Linked DNA regions of Homo sapiens: region 2 is linked to region 1. The links are chromatin contacts, found by Hi-C or POLR2A ChIA-PET in ENCODE. All regions are on one chromosome and are shown on one strand. The core of a region is the stretch at or near the end of the contact, and the rest is flanking DNA. Distances in the headings are between cores, read along the strand shown.

The links. A loop is a pair of places that touch in the nucleus more often than their neighbours do. ChIA-PET counts read pairs that join two places held with the same protein, here RNA polymerase II (POLR2A).
Region 2: a map of endothelial cell of hepatic sinusoid shows a loop between it and region 1 (2.5-fold over the local background). The contact joins two enhancer-like sites. A Hi-C loop is called at or near these places in 1 of 168 maps with a recorded cell type or tissue (endothelial cell of hepatic sinusoid). POLR2A ChIA-PET finds 5 or more read pairs at or near these places in 5 of 52 experiments (AG04450, H1, activated CD4-positive, alpha-beta memory T cell and 2 more).

The regions. Positions count from the first base shown.
Region 1 is chr13:29,882,004-29,887,073 of GRCh38, forward strand. The region is part of intron 1 of LINC00297 (long intergenic non-protein coding RNA 297); the gene reads right to left. Among named protein-coding and RNA genes, the nearest start is that of LINC00297, 3.9 kb to the right of the region's middle. Within about 2 kb of position 2,893, at least 3 of the 41 ENCODE cell types and tissues checked have a DNase peak (open chromatin) inside an H3K27ac peak, as active enhancers do.
Region 2 is chr13:29,952,217-29,957,286 of GRCh38, forward strand. No RefSeq gene overlaps it. Among named protein-coding and RNA genes, the nearest start is that of LINC00544, 18 kb to the left of the region's middle. Within about 2 kb of position 2,320, at least 5 of the 41 ENCODE cell types and tissues checked have a DNase peak (open chromatin) inside an H3K27ac peak, as active enhancers do.

The DNA of each region.
Region 1 (5,070 bases), core at 1,643-4,142:
GGGCCAGAAGTCTTCTATTCTAGAAGTTGCAGGTCCACGTGGGAATTACATAGTGTTAAATCAAACTAAATGTGGGCTTTAGAGGCCTCTGTGGAAATCCTATGTAAAGAACTGCAACCTAGCCTAGTCCATACACAAACTGAAAACCTAATTTAGGAGTATATTCCGGTAACAAAGAGCTAAAAGTCTCAGCCAATCACAGAAGCCAAGCTTCAGTCAATTCCTTGTGGCCAAATGTTCAAACTGGGTTCCAATAAGGCAAATGCCAAGCTGAAACCAGTCCAGCTCTCTCTGTACCTCACTTCTATTTTCTGTACATCATTTCCTTTTTCCTGTCTATAAATGTTATCCAGCCACTTGGCAGTTCTACAGTCTCATTAAACCTCTCCTGGTTGTAAGAGTTGCCTGATTCTTGAGTTGTCCCTTGCTCAATTAAGCTGTGTTAAATTTAATTTGTCTAAAGTTTTTCCTTCAACAATGGTCATCTGCCAAGCTTCTAGACCAAGGGGTATTATTCAACTTTGTTGAGACTGGACAATCTTGAGTAGGTACACAAAAGTTGCTGTTGAATGAATAAATAAGCAAAGGAGTAAATAAAATGAAGAAGTTTTGTTTGGGGTGGCAGGTGTGGATGGAATGATTTTTGCTCACTAAGTCAAAAAAGCATGAAAAAACTCGCTTTAGGCACTTAAAAATTAATTTTGAATTCATGATGGGTGAACATACTTCAGAGTGATTCAAATATATTAGATTTTAATTCTAATGTATTAAAATATTATTAAAACGATCTATAATTTAACCCATCAGATATGGTAGTGAGCACTTACGGGCCCAGCATTGTATTGGGTATATAGTGGCTAACATTTAGAAGTAGTTTCTCCTTTATGATATCTGACATATGGCAAGGCACTGCAGAGCCTTACTTCTGTTCTCACACCCAAGGGGTTGTGTTGTGGGGGTGTGGGGAGTAAGCCAAGCAACGACATCGACAATGTGTGTCTCCGTACTTAACTCTCTCTCTCAATCTGCCCTAACCAGTATAGTCCATATACTCTCTCCCAGTATGGGGAATAAAGAAGATATCTGTAAGGCCCAAATGAATAAATTTCTAATGGTGGAATGTTAGGCATGTTGATTAATAAAAGGCACATAAGCAGCAAACTAATATAGTCTGGCTCTGCCTAAATGGGTAGTAATAAATGTGGTACTCTACTGGTCCTAGAACAGTACGCTGCTGTGAGTTCCTAAACCTAAATCTTCTTCACTAATGATCCAACTACCCAGTGTCTTTGGAGCTCTAGATAGCCAGAATGGGGCTAATAGGCATTCAGAAGTTATGTGAAGGAACTTTGAACCATCCTGGGACTATCTCAAGAGAATGCTAACAAGATTGTTTCAGACTTTAGGGATTTCAGTTTCACACGATTTGGATTGAGGGAACTGCAGAAAGATACTAACATCAAATTGGTCAGCCCATTGGGGTTGGGATGAGACTAAGAGTGTCTGTAAGTCAGTACTGTTCAACAGAACTTTCTGCAATGAAGGGAATGTTCTATATCTGTGCTGTCCATTGCATATGGCTATTGAGTACTTGAAATGTGGCTAGTGCAACTGAGGAACTGAATGTTTTAATTTAATTTAATTTAATTTTTATTTATGTGTTTTGAGACAGAATCTCACTCATGTTGCCCAGGCAGGAGTGCAATGGTGTGATCTCGGCTCACTGCAACCTCTGTCTCCCAGGCTTAAGCAATTCTCCTGCCTCAGCCTCTCAAGTAGCTGGGATCACAGGCGTCGCCCCACCATGCCCGGCTAATTTTCATTTTTTGTAGTAGAGACGGGCTTTCACCATGTCGGCCAGGCTGGTCTCGAACTCCTGACCTCAGGTGATCTGCCCGCCTCAGTCTCCCAAAGTGCTGGGATTACAGGGATGAGCCACCGCGTCCAGCCTATTTAATTTTAAATAATATAAGCAACTGCATATGACTAATAAGTACCATATTGGATAGCACAGCTCTAGAATTGTTTTATTTCTAGCTATCATAAATACTTCTGGAGAGCGAGTGCTTAAAATCATATCCAAAAGAGAATGCTGAGGTCAGCCAGGAAAAATGCTGCCAAAATGAGTGGTCATGCACGAGAGGTGATGGCAAGGAATTTGCTGAGCGCAGAGGGCAGGCTAGGGCCAGAGAGAGACAAGGCCAAACCGAGAAGCTGAGGGCAGAGTCACCAGTAGGACACACAGGACCATTGTGGATTTTTCATAGTTCCTGACTTATATTTGATGGTCTTGGGCTTTTTAGAAGGTCCAGCCCTAAGTCCAGAGCAAAGTGAATTAGATTGGTGATAGAAACAGAAGAACACATGTCAGAATGCCCATTGCTAATTCAGCTGCTGATATTTAAATACCAACACACATATTTAAATAAAATTCAGCTTTTTGCTAATATGTCATTTTTTGGTCTTTCCATAGGGTCTTTTTCCCCTGGTGTGAGAATTTTATTTGGCTATGGGAATAAAAAAAATACCAAAAAAAGAAAGCTTGCAATTAAATCAAGGACATTTTCGGTTCAAAGTATTTTTAATTGCACCTAAAGGTTTATGAGTTAACTTTCTTTAAAATAACAAAGTATGTGCAACTCTATTTTTAAAAAATTCATCAGAAAGTCCACCTGACTGTGACTGGCATTTTCTGTTGCCCTGGAGACAGGCTCAAGACTCTGCTCCATTGTTTCAACTTAATGGGACAATACAATAGTCTAGTGTCTTTGGGATCCCGCTGTTTCCTGTGTCTTTAAATTTATCACTATAGATACTGGGTACAATTAACAAAGACTTTGGAAGGAGGAATCCTGAGAGCATTTGACATCACTGAATCATGCCTTTCTAGTTTTTCTCAATGTGAGGCTTTCTTTAGAACTGCAGAAAAAAAAAATCAGAGGAAAACGTAACCACACAGGGAGCTGGTCTTTGAAAATCCTTAAAGTGAAAGGAGTCCTCTATAAGAATTCTTATTTCTCAGCCAAGGCTCAGAGCGGCTACATTACTGGGGATGAGGACTTGGGGAAGAGAAAAATCATCAATGCTACTTCAGCCTTATACTTGTCAGATTAGAAGTGGTTTTTATCCTTCCCCAAAAGGCTCATATTTATGCATATTGGCCACGTCTACACGTGGCAAGAGAGGAAAGCCTATGATTGATTATAAGTGATTATGTCATTGGAGGTGGGGTGGAGGCAAGAGAGCCAATCCTGTACATGCATAGTGTGATTAGCAGAGAAGTCGGCCTATCCAGCTGTGGTGGAGAAAAACCATTCAGGGTAAGTATTCACCACTGAGGAGAACTCTGATTTTGCTAGCCTATTTTCTGGGGTCTTACTATGTAGATCACTTGGGTAATGGATGAATCGAAAGCACATGAGAAAGGGTGGATTGATTTATACTGCAAAGGGCAGAGACTCACACTATGCTAATCCCCAACCCCGCTCCCATTACTGTAGATTGAATCAGAAATCTCTGCAATTGAGGCAAAGCTGTTTTTGCATTGGAAGAGCCCCTCAAATTATTATTATATTAATTCCCAGTAAAGGGCCATTGCCCTACTGGATGCAACCATGGACTAAGTCAGATTTGAAGGTCTATTCAAATAGGCCTTCAAATGTATGTATAAGAGAAGGTAGGACAACAGTGTGTATAGGGGTCAGGTGCAAGGGATTTGGCAGTCAGAGATCACAAAGAGTAGCCGCAGGTGCAGTGGCTCATGCCTGTAATCCCAACACTTTGGGAAGCCCAGGAGGGAAGAACATTTGAAGCCAGAATTTCAAGACCAGCCTCGGCAATGTATTGAAACCCCCATCTCTAAACAAAACAAAACAAAAAAATTAGCTGGGCACTGTGGTGAGCACCTATAGTCCCAGCAACTTGAGAGGCTGAGGTGGGAGAATCACTTGAGCCGGGGAGGCCCAGTGGTGATCCTGCCACTGCACTCCAGCCTGGGCAACAGAGCAAAACTCTGTCCAAAAAAAAAAAAAAGAAAAAAGAAAAGAAAAAAAGTAGCTATAGTGAGATAGGAATCAGACACAGGTGACAAGACCCCGCTGATAAAACAGGATGCAGTATAGAAGCCAGCCAAAACCCACCAAAACCAAGAGGGCAAGGAAAGCAACCTCTAGTCATCCTCATTACTCATTATACACTACTTATAATACATTAGCATACTAAAGGAACCTCCCACCAGCACCAGGACAGTTTACAAATGCCATGGCAACTTCCTGAAGTTACCCTACATGATCCAAAAGGGGGAAGAATCCTCATTTCCAGGACCTCCCCACCTCTTTCCCAGAAAACATGAATAATCCACCCCCTGTTCAGCATCTAATCAAGAAATAACCATAAGTATAGTCAGTCGAGCAGCCCCCAAATGCTACTCTGCCTATGGGGTAGCCACCCTTTTATTCCTTTACTTTTTAAGAAACTTGCTTTCACTTTACTCTGTTGGCTCACTCTTGAATTCTTTCCTATGTGAAGCCAAACACCCACGTGGCCTCCGAGGCTGAGCCCCAGTTTGGGGGTTTACCCTGTGACAATAGTATAGAACATCATTACTCACAGCGGAGTCTGCGGTCCCATAGTATCAGTGTCACCTGGGAGGGAGCTCATTAAAAAACGCAGAACCCTGGGCCATGTCTCAGACCTGTGGGGTCAGAACCCACATTTGAACAACATCCCCGGGTGATTCATGGCAATGTACACATTCAGGTTTGAGAAGCGCCAGCCTCGTGGGAAAGGTGGGCTGGGACCTCCATTCAAATTCTGCCTTTGCCAGTTTCTAGCTGTGGCAGAGACACAGAAGAGGGAAGGCTGTGAGGTCAGGCTGCCCACTTCACACACTACTGGTGTCCCACACATGCGAACCTATGGTCAAGATGTGTGCACGCTCTCAGCTTCCTCACCTGTACCCTGCAGACAATAATACGCCAACAACACTGGGTTGTTATGAGAATAATAAATCCAAATAAAGCACTTATCTGGAAAGTAGCAAGTGCTCAATAAATGCTAGATGCCAATGAT
Region 2 (5,070 bases), core at 1,070-3,569, 70 kb after region 1:
TGTTGAGAATTCTCATCCCAGGGTTTGGAACAGCCTGCACAGCTAAAATAAAGTAGAAAGAAAACCCATTTCCTATTTACCATTTTTATTTCTTCAGAGAGTTAAACATATCTATTTTCTCGCCCTCCAAGTTTTTTCTCTATTATTTCAGAGAACGCCCTCATGTCTTATTACCAGATAAGACACAGCCCTTGCAGACTCCTAAAGACAAGCGGCCTCATTGTGCAGGATGTCCTGTTAGTTTTAGGCTTCTGAGGAGACAAGCTGGGCAAGGGATTGTATTAGCACACACATTGCTCCACCCAGCCTTTCTTTGAATTTTTTTTTTTTTCATTCAAAGTCTCCAAAGGCTGAAACAGAGACTATAGGTCTCAGGAGAACATCCGTAATACCAATTCCTTCAGTGGCAGTAGGTTAGAGTGATTGTAGTAGAAGCCACACGATCTTTAAAAATAATTGCTTTGACAATGATGGATATAGGAATGGACAACAAAATCTGCCCTCCTGTTACCTTCTTGCAAGTATTTGCTGGTTTAGATAACTTGCAAGTTATTTTCCCCAGGCCTGGTTGGTCTCAGCCAGGAAAAACCTACTCACAGCAATGGCTCTGGCCATACTGCTTAGAAATTGCTGGTGCCAAGGGATGTGATGATGGTCTATGTGCTTTTCTCAACATCGTTTTTTATGCCAACATATCAGAAAGATAATATTCTTGTCCTGGTGTGCTTAGAAAGTAACTCTAGCAACTAAACTATAATGATGAGTACAGTAAATGGGTCACCCCTTTCTTTAAAGAGAAAATTGCTCAAAGTTCTCTGGGAAGTATGGGGGTTTTCCATGACTAGAATGAATCCATGGTTTTCTTAAGAAAAAAATCTAAAGAAATACAACATAAAGCATGCAAGGAGTCTATGCATTTCATGGCAATCTTAGCTCGTTCTGGGAAACAACTGTTGTTAGTAAAGCCTCATACGATGCATTCATTCAGCCATTCAACAAATATTAATTAGGAATTGACTTCTTCCACAGTTTGTGCTTGGTACTAGGTAAAATTAAAAAAGAAGCAGAGCCTGTAATCCTAGCACTTTGGGAAGCTGAGGCCAGGGGATCACCTGAGATTAGGAGTTCGAGACTAGCCTAGCCAACAATGCAAAACTCCATCTCCACTAAAAAAAAAATACAAAAATTGACCAGGCATGGTGGCAGGTGCCTATAATCCCAGCTACTCAGGAGGCTGAGGCAGGAGAATCACTTGAACCCTTGATGGGGTGGTGGGGGAGAGGTTGCAGTGAGCTGAGATTGCACCACTTCACTCCAGGCTGGGCGAAAGAGCAGAACTCTGTCTCAAAAAAAAAAAAAAAAAAAAAAAGCAGAGATGTTGTCTCAACCCAAGCTGGGCTGCTGAAACTGAGGACCTTACATTCCAGTGGGCAGGCACCGGGTACAGAGGTAGAGCTTGGGTTCCAGTGACAAGCCAGAAACTAGCTTGGGATGACTCTGAAGAATACCCTTACGTCAATATAGCTGGTATTGTACCAACACATTTAGGTCCAGAAATTGATTGCGCAATGGCATAACGGGGGAGATCTGCTTTAATTGCCATCAGTTCTGTTTTCAAAATATCTGGACTTTTTCTTCGGCCAAAAGCTCATGTGATCCAACAGAGTAATGCAGTCGCTTTAAAAAGCGAATGTAATTGTAAGCTCCATTAAATAAAAATACCGTGTCCAGATAATAAGTAACAGTAACACTATATGCTGGTCAGATGATAATTGGAAAATAATGTTCGCTACAAGGCATTATAATTAAGATGTCTCATTTAGAAAGGCAGGGTGGAGGTGCTGAGGGCTTTAGAAACGGTTCCTGATCTAGGCTGGCCGGAGGCTCTGAGTGTGTTTAGCTTGGAAGAGAGAAAACAAGGAACTATCTTCCTGTCTTCAAATATTGGAGGAGGTGTTGTGAGGACGAAGGAATAAATCGGTTTTATTTTAGGACAAGACAGAAGAGGAGCAAAGAGTGAGTAAATGTCAAGGGAAAGACAGAGGAAGTAAATAAGGAAGGAAGTGGCAAGGAGGTTGATTTTGAGTTCAATAGACGAAAACAACTTGCTGAAAAAAGCTTTCTAACAAACTAAAGTGCTCAGAATTGGAAATGGCACTCTCCAACAATGGAGAGGTCACTGTCACTTCTCAGAATGTAAGCTACATGGTCATTTGTCAAGGACCTTGAGTTCCAGCATCAGGTAGAATGTTAGCTGTCTAAGTTCTCATTCATCTACAGGACACGGGGCTTCTGCGATGGGCCGGGCTTGTCCTGCGGAGACTGTCGCCAAGGCAGGAAGTGGAACACAAGTACGTGGGCTCCTTGAGCAAAGTGCTGTTAAACAGATGGGACACTCTAGATGCATTAGTTAAAGCCAAGCATGTTTCTAGACACTTCTAGAGAAGGAAACTTTCCCTAACGTCACAGCGGGGTCGGGGGTAAAATGGGCGGGTCTTCGTGAGAAGTGAGCTCCTTCTATGACAGGTATGAAAGAGAAAGCTCGCTGGTTCCAGGTGACAGCTCCCATCGAAAATTCCAGGAGCTGCTCTGGAGGAAATGGTGCTGAGATTTGCAAAGGGCAAAGAACAAATGATGCAAGAGACGGAGGAAATATGGACTCGGCCCAAACACAGTCCCGTCAGGGGCCGTCTGTGGGAATGTGCCGCTGTTCTTGTGCTATTTCAGCGCAAAATATTTAGGAAATAGAGAGACACACAGAATGGCAATTCAAACTGATTCATCTACCTGATTTAAAAAAATAAAATATTGCTTCAGCTTAGTCCAAAATGTAACACATGGAGGTATAACCTTTTAGTTAAAAAATCATTCTTTTTCTTACCATACTGAGAGATCTTTGCCGGTAGAGAAAATGTCCTGTTTATTTTGGTATCCCTAGAGTTTAACATAGAGTCTACATATAGCAAAAGTTTCAATAAACATTTAGTATACCAAACAGAAATGTGATTTTTGGATGGCAGAGGGGTTGAGATATCTGGGCAAGAACAAAGTGTGATTTTCACTTTCTCTGGTCTTCTGTTGTCCCAGCAAAACCTCCCTCTGCTCCAAGGACAGCAGGATGCCCTGAGCTCTTGGTTGCAGCACAGCGTCCTCTAGCCCCCTCCATGGCACCCTCAGCTGACTTACTCACTCATGCATTCAGCAAATGTCCTTTGAGCCCCTACCATGTGCTAGGCTCCATGCCAGGGCTGGGTTATAGTGACAGAAAGACCAGTAGGATCCCTGCTTCCTGCAACTCTTCCTCTGAGTCTGCATTGGTGGGAGTGATGGCATTGGGAGTTGAGTACCTGGCATCAATTAAACAGAAAAAAAAAGTTTCTTTTAAAAATTTCCAATGGAGATGTGAAAGTATATATATATATTTTTTGAGACGGAGTTTCACTCTTGTTTCCCAGGCTGGAGTGCAGTGGTGTGATCTTGGCTCACTGTAACCTCTACCTCCTGGGTTCAAGTGATTCTCCTGCCTCAGCCTCCCAAGTCACTAGGATTACAGGTGCCCACCACTATGCCCGGCTAAGTTTTTTTATTTTTAGTAGAGATGGGGTTTCACCATGTTGGCCAGGCTGGTCTCGAACTCCTGACCTCAGGTTTTATCCACCCACCTCAGCCTCCCAAAGTGCTGGGATTACAGACATGAGCCACCTGGCCCGGCTGTGAAAATATTTTTTTAAAGAACTCTATTCGATAACCTCTGTGATTTGGTATTTATTTGATCCCAAAACATATCCAGATAACAAGTATAAACACAAACAAACAAACAAAAAACACTATGCCCAGAAATACTGATCAATCAGAAGAGGAGTTGATCCAAGCTTTAAGCACTTTTTTTATGTTAAAAAAGTCAGGTGCGGTGTCTCACGCCTGTAATCCTAGCACTTTGGGAGGCCGAGGTGGGTGGATCACCTGAGGTCAGGAGTTCAAGACCAGCCTGACCAACATGGTGAAATCCTGTCTCTCCTAAAAACACCAAAAATTAGCTGGGCATAGTGGTGTACACCTGTAATCCCAGCTACTCAGGAGGCTGAGACAGGAGAATCACTTGAACCCAGGAGGTGGATGTTGCAGTGAGCTGAGATTGTGCCATTGCACTCCAGCCTGGGCAACAGAGCAAAACTCCATCTCAAAAAAAAAAAAAAAAAAAAAAGTAAAATGAGTACAGTCAAACACCATTCACACTTGACTTGACCAAAGCCAGTATGATAAATATGAATTGTTCTCAGCTACCAAGCGTTGAGAGGATCACTCTCTACACCTGCTGCCTGCATGGCCATCAGTGCTTTCCAACAGGTTCACAAACAAGAGAGGTTTGAAAGCGTTGAAATTCTGCATGTAAATCGAGTCACCTTCTCACTAAAGGATTCATTTCAACTCATATCCTCAGACAAGAAAGGTAAAAAAGATGAATAGAGAAATGGAAAGGAAAGAGTTGAGAAGAAAGTGTGAAGAAGGGCAGACTCAGAGCTTGGAGGCCAATTAAAATAAGAAGAGGCTGAAGGAAAGGCAGGGAGAATAAGAAAAGAGGGGAGGAAGGGAAAAATGAAGAAAAAGAGGAACTAAAATTTTGCAGAGTTGCTGAGTTCCAGCTCAAACGTGATGGAAAGGAGTGTGTTGTTGACCTGCAAGGGACCCCTGCTGCCTGGGCTGCCTGAGTTCCCAGGGATGTGTCCTCTGATGCTGGAGGCAGGGACAGATTGAATGTCACCAGCTGCATCCTGCCCAGCACATGAACGCTAGGGTAGCAGAGAGTGCAGAGGATACCTCAACACAGGAGCAGATGGCTGAGATGCATTAGTGTCTGTAACACTTTCAATCCCTCTGAGATACATGCCTGGGAAACATTTTGTTTCCTCTTCCTCAATTGGTGAAGCAAGGCATTTTAATATTCCTAATTATCCCCACCCACATAGTACATTTTTTACAAAGGCAACACTCAGAAGGGCCAGGGCTTATTGAGCCAGACGCCGCTGAGACAGGGGGGCTGAAGGGAGATGCAACCCACCCGCCATCCCC